Linked DNA regions of Homo sapiens: region 2 is linked to region 1. Evidence: chromatin loops called from intact Hi-C (ENCODE). Cell type or tissue: PC-9. All regions are shown on one strand. Links, peaks and the distances in the headings refer to the core of each region. The heading gives the core; the rest is flanking DNA.

Region 1 (9,444 bases), core at 3,936-6,435:
TGCTCTGTCTCTAGTGACCTCACCAAGGATAGGTGCAAACTCAAGCAGCGGTTCTCAATGACTTTTTAAGAGTCATGTCCAAGCAAAGTCTTCTCACTCACTGTGTTGTCTGCTAATGCATATCAATACAGAGATTTCTTTGGAGCTTTGCTCTCAGCAATTTGTATTAGTAAACCAGGAGCACATTGAACATGCTTTTGAAAACCAGATGTTATCTCCCCTCTTGAGATTTTAATACTATCTCCTCCTGTGAAAGCATCATTTGCTTGCTGCAGTGTGTGTGTGTGTGTGTGTGTGTGTGTGTGTGTGTGTGTGTGTGTGTGAGATGAGTGACAGCTGAGACTATCCCAGTGATTCTAAACCACCATGGGGCCGATTAGAACCACGTGACCCATATGTCCCTCCAGACTTAAGCACAACATCTCAGGCCCTGAATAGGACAGACCTCCATCTAGTGCTCTCTGGCTCTGAGAGCCTCCTGGGTGGAACAGTGATGGGAAAGCTTCCAGTTCCCATTAAGTACAGTTGTTGGCTCTGTGACTTTTTTATCTGCTCAATCTCTATTGTAACATTCACTTTGGTTTAGAAAACTCCCTTACGATGACCTTTTAATGGAAGGTCAGATTGACCATTCCATTTGCTTCATTATACTTCCTTAAAGGTGTAGTGAAATGCAGTGTGTGTGTGTGTGTGTGTGTGTGTGTGTGTCCCAGAGTAATCCACCTACACAAACCCTTTTTAGCGGAGTGTGGTTTCAAATGGGGTCAAAACAAAACAGAAAAACAAGAAAAAACAAGCTGGCCAGGTACAGTGGCTCATGTTTGTAATCCCGCCAACGTGGGCGAATCACGAGGTCAAGAGTTCGACACCAGCCTGACCAACATGGTGAAACCCTGTCTCCACTAAAAATACAAAAATTAGCCAGGCGTGGTGGCGCACGCCTGTAATCCCGCCTACTCGGGAGGCTGAAGCAGAAGAATTGCTTGAATCTGGGAGGTGGAGCTTGCAGTGAGCCAAGATCGCACCACTGCACTCCAGACTGGGCAACAGAGCGAGACTCCATCTCAAAAAAAACCAACAACAACAACAACAAAAACCAAGCTAACTTGTAGCAAATAGAAGTCTTTCCTGCTTTCGATACAGTTTAAAGTGCTGTAACTTACAGTTTTTGGAGTTAACTTCCTTACCTCTACCTTTGTTTCTCATATTCATTTTTAACCAGATCATTTCCCCATGATCAGCTTGCTCCAGGGTCATCAGCTACGTCCACTGGAGGCACGCCTCATTTTCCACACAGGATGTTGAGATGAGCATTTGATTTTGTCCCTTTGATGTTCTATCAATTTGTCTTGTTTCCTGGAGCGGTGTGGATGCTCTATGGGGGTGCATTTCCAGGTCCCATTAGTGGAGGACAAAGGAAATAAGAGGAGGCACTGGAAACAAGCCCCAGGAGCAGAGCTGGGCCAGGAAACAGGTGTGAGCCATAATGGAGGAGGGAAGTCAGAGCTTAGAGCCATTGGGGCAAGTTCAAGGTCATAGCCTGACAGCAAGTTTTGGTGGTCTGTGTTAGAAGGAGATTGGGAGCAAGTCTGGTAGAAGAAGTTTACAATTCTCCTGAGCAATGAGGGTGATGTCTTCTAATTTCATAAATTTTGGAGTTCATCATCAGGGAAGAATCCCAGCTGAGCACTGGAGGCAATTCCCTAATGGGCACATTGACCCCAGAAGCCTGTGAGTCATGTCTGGGTAAGAGAGTATTGGTGAGGGTCATAAGCTATAAGCTATTGTCATAAAGTCAGGAGCACCTCTGGAGTCATCTCCCTCTGAAGGGGAAGGCTGCCCTCCACCCCCCGTTCCTCCCTATTTACCTTATAATTTTCTGCCCTCTCACTTGTAGAGGATCTTCCACTGCTCTTTTATTTGGACATAAAAAACATTTATTGAGCACCTACTATGTGTCAGGCACTGTTTATGCACTGATAATACAATGGGGAACGAGACAGACAGCTCTGATTTGTTCAGTTGTGACAATGAGACAGTGATGTGATTTATGGTTATTGATATGATGATACCAAAAGCTACCAGCAAAGAATCTGTTTTCTCTCTTTCACATAAAGGTTGCAACTGACCCCACACAGAAGGACAGCTCTGCAGAGATAGAATATGGTGGGACTCCAGTCAAGGTGGCAGTTTTCCTGGGTTTCTGGTCCTGGGGGGCCTCAGCAGCTGATGATTCTCATATGAATGAATCAGACTGGAAGGTGCTAGGAGTTGGTCCTCCAGGACCCTCCCAACGGTGCTGGAGGCTGGAACTGATGTATGCTTGTCCACCAAGAGCAATGACAGGGAGCCACCTTGGGTGTTTTGGTGCACTTGCTGCAGTACTGGGTGGAGTGAAGTCCAGTTTCTCAAAGCCTGTTTCCTGGGCATCTCATCTCTCCAGCAGACGTACGCTTTAGGGCTGCCTGAAGTAAACAAGGAAACAAATGGATGTATAATTTAAGGTCAGGTGATGAAAAACGCTACTGAAACATAAAGTAGGATAAGGGGATCGTGAGTGAAGATTTGGTGGTTATTTTGGGGTAATGAGAGGAATCCTTTGAGGAGGTGACATTTAAGCAGAGGCTTAAAGGAAGTGAGAATAAGACAAGTGCAAAGGGTTGGGGAAGAGAATTCCAGGCAGCAGGAATGGCAAATGCAAAGGCCTGGAAATAGGAACTGGCTTGATGGGTTCAAAGACAGCAAGAAGTTGGGGGTGGTTGGAGGATTGTGAATGATGGGAGAGGAGGAGTGGGAGGTGAGGTCACAGGGGTGGGAAGGGATCAGATCACAAGAGGCCTCAGAGCTCAGGTAAGGAGTTGTTCTTTCTCCCTTTCCCAATAGCTGGCATGCACGGGAGTGAGGAGAATATGCCGGATCTGAGAGCCAGCTTTGTTGTTTTTAGGGGAGCTGAGGCTAGGTGGGTGAGTGCAGGCAGGAGCACATCCTCTGACAGGGAAAGTCAGTGGAGTCACCCTTGCTGGGCCAGTTGCTGACAAGAGGATGAGCCTCAATTCCACGACTGCCTAGGATGTTTATGGAAGAGTGGTACCTAGTAATATAAAAATTATATTGTTGTCCTACTGAGGCATCTGTCTTTTCTTTCTAATCAGTTTAGCTATGTTTCAGAGAAGAAAGTGCTCTTTCTTAGCCCATCCCTTAACCAGAACCTGACCTTGTGTAACTACACCCTTGTCCTTTGCTTGAAAAGGGTGGGGTCTTTTTCATTCAACCCAGGTGTATCAGATTTTATACTGGGTCCCCCCACCTTTTTTTATTTTTTTGCTAGTTATGCCACTGTACATTATGCTTACAGTAGACGTACAGCTCTTAAGATTATTTTAAAGTTTATATCCCAATTCCCCTTTCTAAAAGTTTAAGATGGTGGTCTTTGTCAGTTTGGGCTGCTATAACTAATTACCATAGACTAGCTGGCTTAAATAACAAGTTTCTTACAGTGCTGGAGGCTAGAAATCCAAGATTGGGATGCCAGTATGGTTGGTTCATCCAGGTTGCAGACTGCTGACTTCTTGTTGTATACTCACATGGTGAAGGGAGAGTTCCATAGCCTTCTGACCTCTTCTTAAAAGGGCACTAATCCTATCCAGGAGGGCTTCACCCTCATGCTCTCATTATCTCCCAAAGCCCCCTCCTCCAGATATCATTACAGTGGGGGTTAGATTTCAAAATATGATTTTTTTGGGGGGGACACAAACTTTCAGTCCATAGCAGATGGAGTTAAGTCATTTTAAAGGTTAGTCATGGATATATCTTAGATAAAAGCAACTCTGCAAGATTTGAAGAATCAGAAGCAGAAAAACACTCCCAGAAATCAACTTGAGATGAACATGAAGGACTCCCGGAAGGTTCTGTAAGTTTGGTAAGGCATTTTGTTGGGGGCAGCACTAGCCCTATAAAACATTACAAACCCACATATACCAAAAACACACTCTTGCTAGGCCTATACAATCTCAGGAGGTGTTACTAGCTGAATATTCTCACATGTGACCGCTATATCATTTTAGGGATCTGTTAAGGTTGAAATTAACTCAGCCTCCTTTGGAAATGTTTGTTTGTGGCACAAATGTCATTAAAGTAGGCAATGGAATCAAGAGTCATCTAATGCAAACTTCTTCTCTATGAAGCAATTTCTTCTACAATCTTTTCTCAGATAGAGTTTGAAGGACACCCGCTCAAATTGGGACAGGTCTCTCACTTTCTTCACAAAGTGACCCATTTCCTTATAGGATGGATGACTTTAGTCTAACATTCTCAAGGGTATTTCACAGAGGACTTGCTTCAGGAGACATTAAGAGATGAGTCATGAAAACTAAATTAATAAATAAAAGAAGAGTTTGATTCTGTGGTCAGTTAAGTTTGGGACAGCTTCTTGGAGAAATTTAAAGCATACTAACACATTAAAGGATTTGACGAATCCAGCAATGAAGAAACCTGCTTACTTTGACTAACTCTAAGATCCCCAGACTTACCCATGGCTATTAGCATTCAGCTGGAGAGTAGCCCGTGGGGAAATAATCTAGGGGAAAGCTGTCTTAATTGTTGGAAATATCCTCATTTATTGCATAAAATTAGTCTCCCTGTAACTGTCACCCACTGGTTCTACTTCCCTCAGGAGTTACTATGAATAAGTCAAATCCTTGCTCCAAAGGTCAGCCCCTTGGCTAGAAGAAGCTAACATGTTCCTCAAAGGTTCTCTGGACCAGAAAACAAAAACAAAACCCAGCTTCAGTCACTACAACTGCACCTTGTCTAAGATCACGCTATCCTCTGTAGTTTGCCCCAGCCCCCTTAATGTGGGCTGTCCAGACCTAGGCACAATTCCCCAGATGTGGTTTTACAAATGCAAAATACGTATTCTTTCCCCTTGATCTGGACACCACACTGGGGCTGGTGCAGATTGTATTTACTTTCGTAGCAGCCCTGTTAGCTGTTGTTTCTTTTTAAGTTAGTGGTCAACCAAAAGCCTCCCAGCCTTTTTCCCTTGACTGATTGCCAAACCAGTTCTCCCTCATTCTCTATTCATAGGGTGGGTGTGAGGACATACTGCTTCCTGCCTTGTCCTTTCTCAAGCTTCACAAACAAACAAGGCCACTTAATTCCTATTGGCTGGCTCAGCCCCTCTCTGTATTCTAAAACCATTTCAGACCCTGCGTGGAGAGACATCTGCAGACCCAAAATCCATCACTTGTCAGCGTTCCTCAGCCTTGTTGCTGACCTCACTCTGATTTGTCCTCTAGGGACCAAGCCTTTGGCTCTTGCTTTTTTGAGACCACATATCAAGTCCCAGAGTCACTGCCTGATTTCTTTCCTGAATACTGTCTTTCCTAGTTACTCTTGGATACCTGACTGGTGACTGCTGAAGAGCAAGCTGGGAGAGCCAGCAGCGTGCATACTTTGCCAATGCCACGTGCAGCCACCTTCTAGGCAGGCACCTTTCATCCTGTTTAGACCTCTCTGTTGCTGGCTACATATCTATCTCAACCTTTGCCTGTTTTCTTGTAGGAATCCTGCTCCCTCTCTCTGACACCTGTGGACTTCTGTTATGAATGGCAAATACATAGCACATCTGCCATCCTTCCCCTCTCCTTCATCCATCACAGATTTTGGTAATCAGCCTCAGCACTCTTTCCAATTCAGCCTGGACACTGTCTCAGATACTTCCGTAACACTGTGCTCCAGGTAGCCTTGCCCCGTCAACTGGAATTGTTATGCATGTTGAAACCTATTTGCTATCCTGGGCTATACCATTTGCCTCCAAAAAGTAGGCCTATCCTTACTGTGTTAGTATTGTTTTGGATATAACTTGTTTAGTATTTTCATAACTTCTAGCTTAATCTAGAAGGCTTTATGCATCCTGGTATTGTTCTGTCAGGACTATGCCTCTCTTTCATGTAGGTAATGGTTAAGAGCACGGGCTCTGGAGTCAGACGGTCTAGCTTCAAATCCAGATTTGGGAAATCTACCAATTGTATGACCTTGGCCAATTAACCTTGTGAACCTCAGTATTCTCATTTGTAAAATGGGTGTAATAAGAGTACCTACTAAATATAGTTGCCTTAAGGATTGAATGTGGAAATGTTTATACAGAGTTTAGCACGGTATCAGGTATACATTAAGAATTTAATGCAGCAAATATCAACTAAACACACACACACACAAATTACTTGTCCCAGCCCCACTTAAATCATCATTGAGATTGTTTGGGATTACATTATTAGAATCATATTTAAATTACTCTGAAAACTTTCACCTTCTATTAACCATGATCCCCTTTAGAACTTCCGGGCTTAGTATTTTCCTTATGTTGTCTCTGAGAGCCTGACTTCCGTTCTCCCTGCTAGGCTATCCCCAGGCGTTTCCTTCCTTGATTCATGAACTCTAAGATGACTAGATCACCAGGTCGGCCCCAAGTATTATCTGCTGTATCAGCAATTTGGCCATGTTTGAGTCCAAATAGTGATTCCTCTCTTCACTCTTTCTGCCTTCTCATTGAAGCCACCCTAAAAATAGAGAGCAGTTCCCTCAGGGCAGATAGATTTGTGCAATGTATGTGTAATGCAAACCAAATGTTAGGATCAGGCCCAGCCACTCTGGAGCCCATTTGTCAAAAACAAGCAAGACTTGAGGCACTTTCTCTAAAGCACAGTAGCCAAATCTTCCACATGGAGTCAGTTTAAGCTGAGCCAGTGGCAAGTGCTAGGAAACTGCATTATCCCAGGCTGGCTAGCTCTGTCTCTCCCTAGGTTATTTTCAGAGGTCCTGGCACTTCCAATTAAGGGGTCATTGCGAGTGCACTCACTGAGTGCATGTGAAAGGGATCATATTCCCAAGATGAGGCTGGGAGAAGGTATTAGTCAGCAGCTGTGAAAGCGGCTAGCAGGCTCACAGGGCCGGGAGCACACATTACTGTAGGATTGATCATGCCACCTACACTCTCACCTCACACCCTCTCAACACACCCACACCAGGCTCTCTTTTTTTGTCTCTGATTCTAAGAAAGGCTCAGGATTAAAGGAACACAAGCTGATTAACCAGAATCCTGGTCATTCCAGGTCCTGGGAGAGGGAGTGACAAGGTTTACTCAGAATGGCATGACATGGGCAAAGATACAGGGAAGACCAGGTCCCAGATATCAGAAACAGGACCCAGAGTGGGCACTGGTCTTTGGAAGTGAGGCAGAATTTTAGGTCCCGAGGTTGGACAAGTGGCGAGTGTGAGTGTGATTGGTTCTGACTCTTGATTAGGCAGAGATACTTTAAATCTCTCCTACTCCAGCATAGGCTCTGCAGATGGAGATAAGCCTGGGCCAGGTAAGAATCAAAAGTCCCCTGCTATGGGAATAAGAGGGGACCCCAGACTAGGAACTGGGCTGGACCTCAACTATGGCACCCTGGCCTATACCAATTCATTTTGCTATGTCTTGTTTGTGTCAGCCCCAGTGACTCTTCGAGGGCAAGGGACATTCTTAATGTTGGCTGACAGGCACCTGTCACTCTATCCCTCTCCACCTCTCCAGGTTACACTGCTGTGATTAAAAGTAGTGTGAGGCCAGGGAGTCTGAGGATTCAGGTGAATTTAACAAAGTCAGGCAGGTAGTTACCTGAGGTGACAGACAAATATGCTGAGAATCCAGGACTCGAAAAACTGAAAAGATAAGACAGATGGGGTAGGTAGAATGTGGCAAGTCCAAGGAGAATAGCAAGGCTCAGTGGTCTTAGCTATGTCTGTAAGGTTACAGTGGCCCGGAGGCTCAGGGTTCCACAGGTAGAGGGGTCTGAGGCAGTGGTCCCAGAGAGCAGGAATACAAGCAAGCCCTGATCGCAGGCAGGATGCAGTGCTCTTCTTTCATGCTCCCTTACGATTAACCACAAGGTGGTGTAGGTGGCCCTGAGTGTAGGTGGGTGTAGGTTGCCCTGGGTCCTTGGGTAAGAAATTGCCAGAAACCTGTGGGTGCACCCTGCTTCTGAAGGAATAAAGACAGAGGTTCCAGTATAGCTGGAAGGTCTCCTACAGTCAGTGTGTGACTGTTGTTGGACTAGATACAGAAGTCCTCTTGGCCATGGAACATTTTGTTTGCCCAGGCGCCAAACTAGTATATGACAGTGGATCAGTCACCTGGGGGCCCAGGGGCTTTGTTCATATTTGTAAGAGGTTGATGGAGAGGCCCTGAAGTGGTAACACAGGCTGGAGACTCTATGGACTTTGGGATTTCATCAGAAGGATCATGGGATATGGAAAGCACTAAGGAGTATCTGTGCAAAGCTTTGAACTCTCCTTTCACTGTCTTTATGTCAAGCATCACTGTTATTTAGGAGCTTTGAGATCCCCATATAAGAGTCTTTTGTCAAGTTAAAAGTTAGAAGAATAGTAATAAACACTGCTTTTGGGGAAAGTTGTGGCAATTTGAAGAGCTGCTGATAAAATAGTTGTCATCTTTCCGTTCTCTGAGCCCTATGTATTAACTGGCTACTTCAGGAAAATTTGCACCAAGTATGGAAGACAGCAATCTGAACATCAACTTCTACAATTTAAAACTTTCTGGAACTTTCTTTTCCTATCCATTTGTTGTTTAGCTAACATTGTTGGTTAGTTCCTTATACATATTTACCAGAAATAAAAGGGATCCAGAAACTTCTGAGAGGGATTATAAAGCAGGTCTGCTATCTCTCCTCTCTCCTGTAAGTTGAGAATCAGCTGAGATTTCCCAGAGGAAAATTAATTCCATTTTTGATGCTTCTGAGCAGCCATAATGCTGGAAGTGTGAGTGTGTTCATCTGAGACGAGGTCAAGCCTTGCCCCTTCTCATTTGCCCTCCTTTAATTCTTCAGCGGAGCCCAGGATTTCAGGTTCTGGCTGACAACAAGTACCCCTACTCTCCCATGCCTTGCCTCTGCTTTGAGCAAATAAACCTAAGCCGAGCTCTGCCCCGACCAAGCTTCCCCATCGGTGGCCACTTTTTCTCACCAATTTCATTTGTATAACCCCTGGCTCTCCGGAGCATGGTATTGTGCATGGGGCTAGTGATGCTTGTAGACCAAGGCTGAGCTGCTTTTGTTATTTACATTCAACTGAACAACCACTTAACAATAATTCATCTCTGGGTTTAGTGAAACGATTAAAATGGGGTCATTGTCCTCATGGAGCTCATGACCTGACCCCTGTTGATAGCATCTGTGGCTCTGGCCACAGGAAGGTGCATAATGGTGCTATCCCTGGGCTGCCACTGGATGTGTTCTGTGACCTCCTTTGCTGGCACTCCTGGAGTCAGAGGTACCATGTGTAACTTTCTGTCAACACAGCCTCACCCATGAGAACACTAACACCACCTGACCTTGCGGTTACTTTGTTCCAGGCTTTCTCCTCCTTCTTCTAGGGTTCGAGCTT
Region 2 (9,444 bases), core at 3,820-6,319, 64 kb after region 1:
TGTGGACTATTCCCTGCTTTTATCCTGCACTGTCATTAGCCATCTGCTAGCTTATTTACCCTTCCATCTTCACGCATGTACTATGAAGCCAGTGTCTTACTAGTGTCAGAAAAGCTGGAGGAAATGTCAGGCTTTATCGACTGAAGTCAGTATTTACTTGAGAAACCTTTTGGCACATCTGTGTTACTAGCAAATGTCTTTCCAAACTGCTGAAACAACTAAACCTTAACCAGCGGGCTATATTTAATTATAGACTCGACTTCTAAGATGCATTCACATTTTTCTTAACATATTATCCTCATTACCTCTCAGTGTGTTCTATTGTTTATTTCTTAGGAATTGTTTCCAGAGACTAGAAGGCAAAGAAAATGAAGCATGGCTAGAAACAGGTTGGAAAAAAAAATCCCAGTCCCTTTGATAGAGACTCAAATAATAACTTATTGGCAGTCATTTAAAAGAAATATTATTACAGTAGGATAACCTTGCAGTAATTGCTGTAGAATTGTCAATTGTCAGTGTTGCAAATCTGTGGAGATTACAGGCAAGAAGGAAAATGGAAAACAAGTGGCTCAAATTCTTCTTCAGGTATGCTGGGGAGAAGAAAAGGGAGGATATATATAGAAAATGTGCCCACGATCTTGATTTTGGAGGCTCTTAATATCATCTTCTTCCTTATTGCCACAAATTTTTACCAATTGTGTATAATCTATTTGTGAAAGAGTTCCCTAGTTATATTCTGTAGGTTTTTACACTAGCTAGAGCCAAAAATCCGGAAAAATACACTCTACAGAGCAATCAAGTATTTTCTTATAAGGACTTTTAATGTTAGAGAAAGATTTGATGAATAGGAAATTGCATCAACAGACCTGAGTTCTACAATATGCCTCTGTGTTTCCCAGTCTCTCAGAAGTATTACCCTGACATCATTGCTTTATTTGGAGTTTTAAAGAAATGAAATTGTTTTCTTCCCATACAGAAATTTTATTCAGAACGCCAGTATACAGGACAGATATGAGCTATGCTTTTCAGGTGGAAATTGGGGGGCAGAGCACCTGCCATGCAGCCTCCTCCATCTGGGCACCTACTGGAAATTTTGAAACTCCACGAAACAAGATGACTTTGAGTTAAGAGATGACCACTGGGCCCACAGGGCTCTCTCCTGACTGCCAGAGCCCCTGCTCTCCTGCTCTTTTTTCCCTGCCTCAGGTCACCTTGGGGCTGTCCTCCATGAAGGGCCTTAATAAGGTGCTCCTTTATGAGTATGTACTCTGTCATGGCTATCATCCATATGGGGGACCTCCCATGCCAGGCTGTTGATTTCTCAGGATGGCATCCCCTGCCCTCCCTCCCACCTCATTCATCCAGGGCTCTGATCACATATTCTGAGTCCAATTCTGATTATGCAAGGGAACTACCTCCCCTTGCAAGGGGTTTCTTTTTCTTTTTAGTGTGGAGTGCAATACCTAAGAATGCATACAGATTTGGGGGGCTAAATCTTATAACATTGGAGAGGGGATCAATCTTTAAGAAAAATGGTACAAGTGGACAAATAAAAATGGCTAGGGTCCCTCTCAGAAACTTGAAAGCAGCCAAAGCAAGTGACAGGCCCTGAAGCTCAAGTTTGATTCGCTTCACAATAATCTGCTTTTTATAATGCTGTCGTGTCTTTCCAGATCAACTCTACCAACTCCTGTTTTGGCACCTAGTCCCACCTTTGCTCCTGGGATCATGAATGAAAGAGATTCATCTAATTCCTGAAGAGACGGCTCCTCTTCCTATAAAAGCTCACCTGTGGACACAGTCTGCAGAAAAAGAAAACAAAAGATTCAAAATGTACCATGGGTTACATAGATATAAATCTAATTGGATAAGTCCCAGTGTTGATGATGAGGAAACTGCAGAAAACGGATTCTATCCACAGACTATAAACAGTGGAGTGTTGGTCTTCTAAGTTTAAGACCCAAGTAAGGCCTTCTTTAAGCTTTCGATCCCATTAACTTAAAGTTAATCAGATCCTGTCTATTAATAATGTATTGCCATACAATGAAAGTGGAAATTTTGGAGAGGCAGAATAACAATGGCAGTCAGCAATCTTGTGGGGAAGAGAGTGGGGAAGGTTGTCCTCTCAGGATGGGGTGATTTTTGTCAACTAGGAAATTGAAGATGTCGCTGGGTTTTAATTGATCCCAGATGGAGAGAGAATTGTCAATTTATTTAAGATTTTCCAGATATTAATGACTATACATGGCAGAGATCTGGATACATACATCAATTTATTCTTCATATAATAATGTCTTTTATTTAATATTTGCTTAGTAAAGTTTCCTGTTGAAAAGAAAATGCTTTGAAGATGTATTGCAAATGATAATTTTAATAAATTAATCAAGAATGTTTTTAAAAAGAAAGTAGTATGAGGTTCAAAGTCTAAAATAAAGATTTTTGAGGAGGAGTTATAAAATAAAACAACAAAACAACAGCAACTTCTCAGAGATTGTTGGAGGATACCAAGTTGTATTAAGAATTGAAATTAGTAATTATGATGACAAAAAGGTCAGAAAAAACACTGCAGGGGTGTGTGTGAGTGTGTGTGTGTGTGTGTGTGTGTGAGAGAGAGAGAGAGACAGAGAGAGAAACCCTCACCTAGTAATGACCTAAAGGATTTCCTGAAAAACAATGGCATGTTTATATAGGTTAATAGGTGAGGTTCTGGGTCACAGCCTTTTAGACACTGAGGTAGTTAAGGCATGGTCCTCAGTGATTACAGCCAAAAAGGTAGAGAAGTGAACCACAGTGGACTGGTTGAGTGTGGTTATTGGGAAGGACTTGTCCCTGGGATTGGATTGTGCATTGGTCAATAGAAGGCAGGTTCTTCTCCTGGCCTGGGTGGGAGTTGCTTATTTCACATTCCTCAGGCATTCCACTATGAGGCAGGAATGTACATGGTTAGAACAGAGCTCTGAGGGAGCCAACAGCCAGGCTTGACCCAGGCCCTAGCATTTTAGGTAAGTGACTTTGGGCAAGTCTTGGATTCCTTAGCTGTAAAATAAAGTCAAGAACAGTTACTATTTAATTGGATTGTTATAAAGGGTAGTTAAGATACTATATGTAAAGCATTTAGCATAGGGAGTAGGACTTAGTAAGTACTCAGAAAATATTAAATTTTATTATTACAGTGTTATTTTTGGGTGAATGAGGTAGACTCATTCATATCCTATATTATTTAATAGATTTTTTTAAACAAAGGAATGGTTACAAATTTTTAAGTGTAATAATAGTGCTGCAGTGAACATGGGAGTGCTAATATCCCTTCGAGATCCTGCTTTCAGTTCTCTTGGATAAATACCCAGTAGTGGCTGGATAACATGGTAGTCTTATGTTTAATTTTTTGAGGAAGTGCCATACTGTTTTCTCTATTGAGCACTATCATCAGAGACGGTCTGCCCCCTGGCTAGCCTGAGACTCATGAACAGGAAAACCAGAGTGGAACTAGATGATCACAGACCTCTCCAGACTCTGAGCTTCTAGGGTTCTCAAGTCCTGTTTTTCAACTGGTGAAAATAAAAGAAAATCAAGCAGGTGCCTGGGAATCAGCCTGGCCAAGGAAGTATTTCTGTGGATTCTATTGAAAGAAGCCATGGACCCCAAAACTCATATCACATAAAGTTCTGGCCCTAAGTTTCCTCCACTCTCAGCCAAAGACTTTGGGAAATAGATCCTTTAATAGGAAGGGGAGGACATGTGCTCCTAGCATCCCAAGTTGGAAACTTTGATGTATTTTTCCACAGATATGGTTATATGTGGTGGCTAGAGTCTAATAATAGTAACAATTTATATTTCTGGAATATAAGAATATACATTATTAACACATGTTCTGTCTTTTTGTCTTTTTCTTTTTCTTTTTTTTTTTTTTTTGAGACAGAGTCTTGCTCTGTTGCCCAGGCTAGGATGCAGTGGCACAATCTCTCAGCTCACTGCAACCTCCATCTCCTGGGTTCAAGCAATTGTCCTGCCTCAGCCTCCTGAGTAGCTGGGATTACAGGTGCCCACCACCACGCCCAGATAATTTTTTATTTTTATTTTTGGTAAACATAGGGTTTCACCATGTTGGCCAGGCTGGTCTCAAACTCCTGACCTCAAGTGATCTGCCTGCCTTGGCCTCTCAAAGTGCTAGGATTACAGGCGTGAGCCACTGTGCCCAGCCTATTAATTCATTTTCACAAGAATCTTGTGAAGTAAATACTTGTATCAGTTAGAGATACTTGTATTAAGTCAGAGAGGCAGGACCACTAGGAGCCATAAAGAATAAGGAATTTTTATGGGGATTTAGCCTTTTGCAATTGTAGGATCTGGTTAAACAATGTATGTGTGACTGTTTTTTGTTTGTTTTTGTTTTGTTTTGCTTTGTTTGCATCTGGTGCTGGGTCCTGAAGTGAGTAGGGCAAGGGTTAGGGAACTGCAGCTGTCAGCCTCTATGATGGCCCCAGTGATTTCTGCTTCCTGGTATTTACACCCTTGTGTAGTCCCCTCTCATATGGTGCCAGTAGCAATCTGAGTGACTGACAGATACAGCAGAAGTGATGGCATGTCACTTCTGAGATTGGGTTATAAGATAAATTGTGACTTCTGTTTTGGTCACTCTCTTTTGCTCTCTCTCTCTCTCTCTCTCTCGGATCACTCATTCTGGAAGAAGCCACCTGACTCGTTGTAGTAATGCTGTGGAGAGACCCACGTGACAAGGAACCGAAATCTCTGGCCAACAGCCAGCGAGGAACACAAGCCAGCTAGCAAACACTGGGGGAGCTTGGAAGTGGGTTCTCCGGGCCCAAGTAAGTCCGCAGCCCTGTCCAAGAATTTGACCAAGACCTCATGAGAGACCTTGAGCCATAATCACCCACTAGGCCTCTCTCAGATTTCTGGCCCTAAGAAACCATGTGAAATTATAAATTTTGTTGTCTCAAACTTCTTATCTGGGGTCCTTTGTTGTCCAGCAACAGACAGCTAATATAAGAAGAAAAGCAAGACATGAAGTGGAGGAGAACAAAGACAGTCTGAAACCCTTAAGGATAAGCTGGAACCAAAGGACAGACTGGAACTTGCATGGGTCTTACGCTCCTTCTAAGCCTTCATCTTTGATGATGCATGATCTGCAGGAGAAACTGGGACCTTTCATCACAAAGCTAAACAAGCACATGACTCAGTTGCTGGAGAGGCTGAAGGAAGATTCAGCAGGAGCTAGAGTGGCTACAGGCCTGGCTGCCACACTGTGCCATCAAGGTGAGTCATCAGATCAGCTGTCACAAAGTTCATGAGCTACAACAGCACCTGGTGTCTTGCACCAAATCTGAGCCTGAGATAAATATGGCTTCTGCTTCACTTCTGCCTTGCAAATTGTGCACAGAATGTCTCTTATGGCCAAGCTAACCTAGAACTGTGCAGAGAAAGAAATTCTGGGAAACATAGCTCTAATTTAGCTAAATTGACACGATACAAATCCACCACGGCATTATTTCATTTAATAGGTATAAGCTTAGAATCTGAAGGTTAAAATGATTTTTTTTTAAATGCCACACAGTTGGCTGGTAGAAGAACTAAAATGGAAAACCAGGGCTATCAACTCTTATCATTACATCTATTTGAATCCTTCTAAATTCACTAACTAATGGGCAAAATAGCCTTTCATGGGTAGACCTAGGGAAACAAACCATTGTCTTCCAAATACATAACAAATTAATGGTCCAGGTCCCAGGCTCTTTGTACATAGCAATGGTGGTGTGCCTGTTCTCTCATGCCCTCTACTCACATTCCGGGCACACAGCTGGGGGCTCAAGATTAATCTCTTCTCTGAGTGGAATTTCTAGCTCAGAATTTCAGCAGTGTATACCTTTTCTCTTGACATCTATCCTCTTACTCTGGACCACAGTGAAGCCTGCTGTCCTGGCTCTTCCTGTAGAATGACTTTCTGCGGGTTGTTCTCACTGGTGTGACTCTCTCTATTGAAAGAGTTTAATGTCTGTGACTTGTGAACTCCCTAGAATAGCCCTGTCTCTGAGGCAGGAATTCACCTTTGATAGATTTTCTTTCATAATGGAGCAGTTGAGTAGTTGAGAGCTCAACAATTTCAAGCTAGATAGAGACATCTTATGCAGAATGTTTAATTTCAGCCAGCATTGAAAATGTGCATGATAATAACTAAAAATAAGCATATATATTATGCATTTACTGTGAGCCTGATGCTGAACTAAGTTTTTTACATACATTAGTTATTTCATGTAATTCACACAACATCCATTGAGGTAGATATTATTATTATTCCCATTTCACAGATAAAGCATGCAAAGACTGCTTCATTATCAGTTATTTATCAAACCACTTCTCTTTTCTCCCTGGGATACAGACAAATTTCACAACCCAGGCTGTCTTGCAGTTAGATAAGGCTAGGGGATAAGTGGTGTACTCCACTGGCCCATAAAAACCCCTCACCCAATCCTCCAACCTATGTCTCTTTCCTTACCTACTGAATGAAGGCAGACTCCAGTAGAAAACTCCAAAGCCTGGGAACTCCATGGGAAACTTAGAACCACTAGATAGAAGGAGCTTGAGTCCCAGGATGAATGTGTGAAATAGAACACACCTTGGCAATATAAGCAAGAAATAAATATTTATTCTGGTTGTTATATTAGATAGCACACTTATATCGATGCCTTGAAGTATGGGGGTCTTTCAAAACAAAACTCCAAAACATGTGACATTGGCTTAGCAGTTGAGTAATGGACACCAAGAAAACTGACATCAAAGGCTGGAAAGATGGCAACCTACATTATGCAGTGGTGAAACATTTGGTAAAACTGTCACCTCGCTTAATTTGCACAGAGTTTACATGTGCACTGAAGCTGTAGCTCCAGGGGAAATAGTTGGAAAATAACAGAGTGTTAGTGAGAGTATGACTATTATTAGCTCTCCTTGACAAGGTACTACCCGAAGAAGAAAAAAGAAAAAAGGTAAGCTAAACAAACTGGCCAGTTTACGAGCCACAGTGGAAGAGTGTAGAAGGAGTCCAGAAATTTTGGACATCAGGTGTGAAAGAATTAACTGCTTCTTGATCCTAAAAGGTAAAATGTATACAGACCTTGAGTGACAAAGATCTAGTAACATTCCTCAACTGAACAGAGTGACTTAGCCCTTTAAGAAAAAAGTCACTTTAGGTGTGTGTCCTTCCTTCATCTTGTTTTGGACAACTTCAAGGTGGCCACTGTTAAGGAGAGATAGAGAGAATAAATCATGGAGATGAAGAAGGAAAGGAAGAAACCAGGCTTGAGGAGTACATCTAGGAAAGAACTTTGGGTGTTGTTACTGGCCCGTGGGACTGACTGGTAGAAAGTACACTGGAAGCCTAGGAAGTGTTTGAAAGCATTCTATTGCCAAGGAAATCACGAGCCTGGACTTTCCAAGGTACAAAACAACACCTGGACTTCCAGATTTGCCTCACTCCTATAAAAGCTCCAAGCACATAAACTCCATAAGCACATACACTGCGGCTCTCCAGACTTCAGACAGGGACAAAGAAATGATCAACTAGAAAAAACACCACAAAGGGCCAAACCAGGGGCCCTAGAGAATGAAGGACAAAGGAGTTCTTCCCAGAGTGCAGAATTACGTTGTAACTAAATTACTTCTTCTACCCCAGGGGAGGGAGCCTTCTTACTGACTGTCTAGATAAGGGCCAATGTTGCTACATCTCTCTTCTATCCCTTTCTAAATGAGAGTTTCTATTGAGAATACCCTGCCCCTAACCCATCATAGTATATTGGGTTTATATGGGGGAGGGGGAATGGGAAGCAGGTAAATTGGTTTTTTAATCCAAAGTGACAGATCTCTAGACTAGAAGAGGTCACATCTAGACTTGATGGAGGGGACCATGCAGCCCTTGGAGATCCTAGACTTAATCTGGGTGCAGAGACTGGGTGGGGTTTTGAGGGACTTTGGGGTTGTCTCCTTTGGATTGCCTACAAGAGGAAGGTTACACAAATATTTGATGACCAGATTGGGGGTCTACGGCAGAGATTGAATAATTGTTTATTTGATCACTCATTTTCCTCCTAAGCATATAACCAGATGACAATTTTCTATCCTTCCTTGTGGTTATGGGCAACCATGTCACTGAATTTTGTCCAGTGGACTATGGCTGGATGTAATGCATGCCATTCGAGGCCTGACTCATAAAAACTTCTGTACAATGCTCCATGCTCTCTCTTTTCCAGCTTGGCTTAGAAAATCCAGCAGATAACTCTGAGGAGAGCATGGAGCCCGATGGAAGGAGTCTAGACCTGCATATCCATCTGAGATGGAAACCCCTTCCAGCCTGCACTGTTTTGTGATATGACTGAGAAATAAATCTATATTGTGTTAAGCCACCAAGATTCTCAGAGTGCTTTTTACAGCAGTTTGCCTACTCTCACCAATGGAAATAGATTTAGAGCAATTAAGTAATCTGCCCAGGTCACACAGCTATGGAGGGGTAGAGCAGAAATGCAAGTGAGGAGTAGGTCCCAAACTTGGGTCTGTAGAAGAACACAATGAGAATCATCTGGGAACTTTCTCGAACTACAGATTCTTTAGTTCTACTCCAAAAATGCTGCTGTTGTAGTTTTTTGGTGTGAGGGGAGTGACAGGGGCTTTAAATCTATTTTTAACAAGATCCCTGGATAATTCTGCTGCCTAAACCAGTGTTGAGAGGCACCAAATGCCATCAGTTATTCTAAAACATAGGAGCTGAGTTCCTGGGGAGAGATGTCAAATGAGTAGGCTGGTCATCTAATTTATCGTCCAATCTAAGACACTTCCAAGAGTGAAAGAGGGAGCTATTAATAATCACACTTGAGCACCAGGCATAAAATAGGACTTTCCCAGGCAAAGTGGCATGTAAAAGCCTCTGTGTATGACAGCAAAAGATGAGACAGCTGTGTTCTCTGCTAATAGAAAGTGTTATTTCCCATTAAGAGAATTTTCAGTTTTTCTAGAGTGCTATCTGCCATCTGGGTGGGACAAAAGTGGCCTTCAAGCTAGAGGCAAAGCTGCATTCTGGAGAGAAGTTTTGAGGGGTACCCTCAGAGGCTTGGAGTAACAAAACGAAAGTGTCTTATGGAGTTGGAGAAATGATACCTGAGTATTGGCAAAGGCTCACACAGACCCAGGGACCACCAAAGGCTTAAAGAGCAAGCACAAGCATAGAAAAGGATGGGAACAATCCTGATTGAAACCAACAGAAGCTTAGAAACAGGCAAAGTACAGAGCCAGGGTTCAGACTAGGATGGGAGAGGAATTGTCTTGATAGATTTTCCAAGAAAAGATTTTGTGCTCTCCTTTCGAAGGCGCTGGAAACAGGTAGCACCTGGCACAAATGAAGCTAAATTTGGGCCTGGAAAGGTGTACGGTAAAGGCACCTGA

What was found. Hi-C counts contacts between places; a loop is a spot of excess contacts. Peaks named below come from ENCODE experiments on the same cell type or tissue, not always from the same donor. Only the 100,000 strongest peaks of a DNase experiment are listed, where the experiment ranks them.
Region 2: it touches region 1 in a loop (6-fold over the local background); 2 of 110 quality-filtered maps call a loop at or near these places.

What each region holds. Positions count from the first base shown.
Region 1 is chr1:220,363,642-220,373,085 of GRCh38, forward strand. No RefSeq gene overlaps it. Among named protein-coding and RNA genes, the nearest start is that of RAB3GAP2, 96 kb to the left of the region's middle. In PC-9, for the core only: no CTCF peak of the experiment used is centred there; DNase peaks (open chromatin) are centred at 4,330, 5,070 and 5,450; H3K4me3 peaks cover 893 bases; H3K27ac peaks cover 2,500 bases.
Region 2 is chr1:220,427,366-220,436,809 of GRCh38, forward strand. No RefSeq gene overlaps it. Among named protein-coding and RNA genes, the nearest start is that of LINC02779, 55 kb to the right of the region's middle. In PC-9, for the core only: no CTCF peak of the experiment used is centred there; DNase peaks (open chromatin) are centred at 4,406 and 5,216.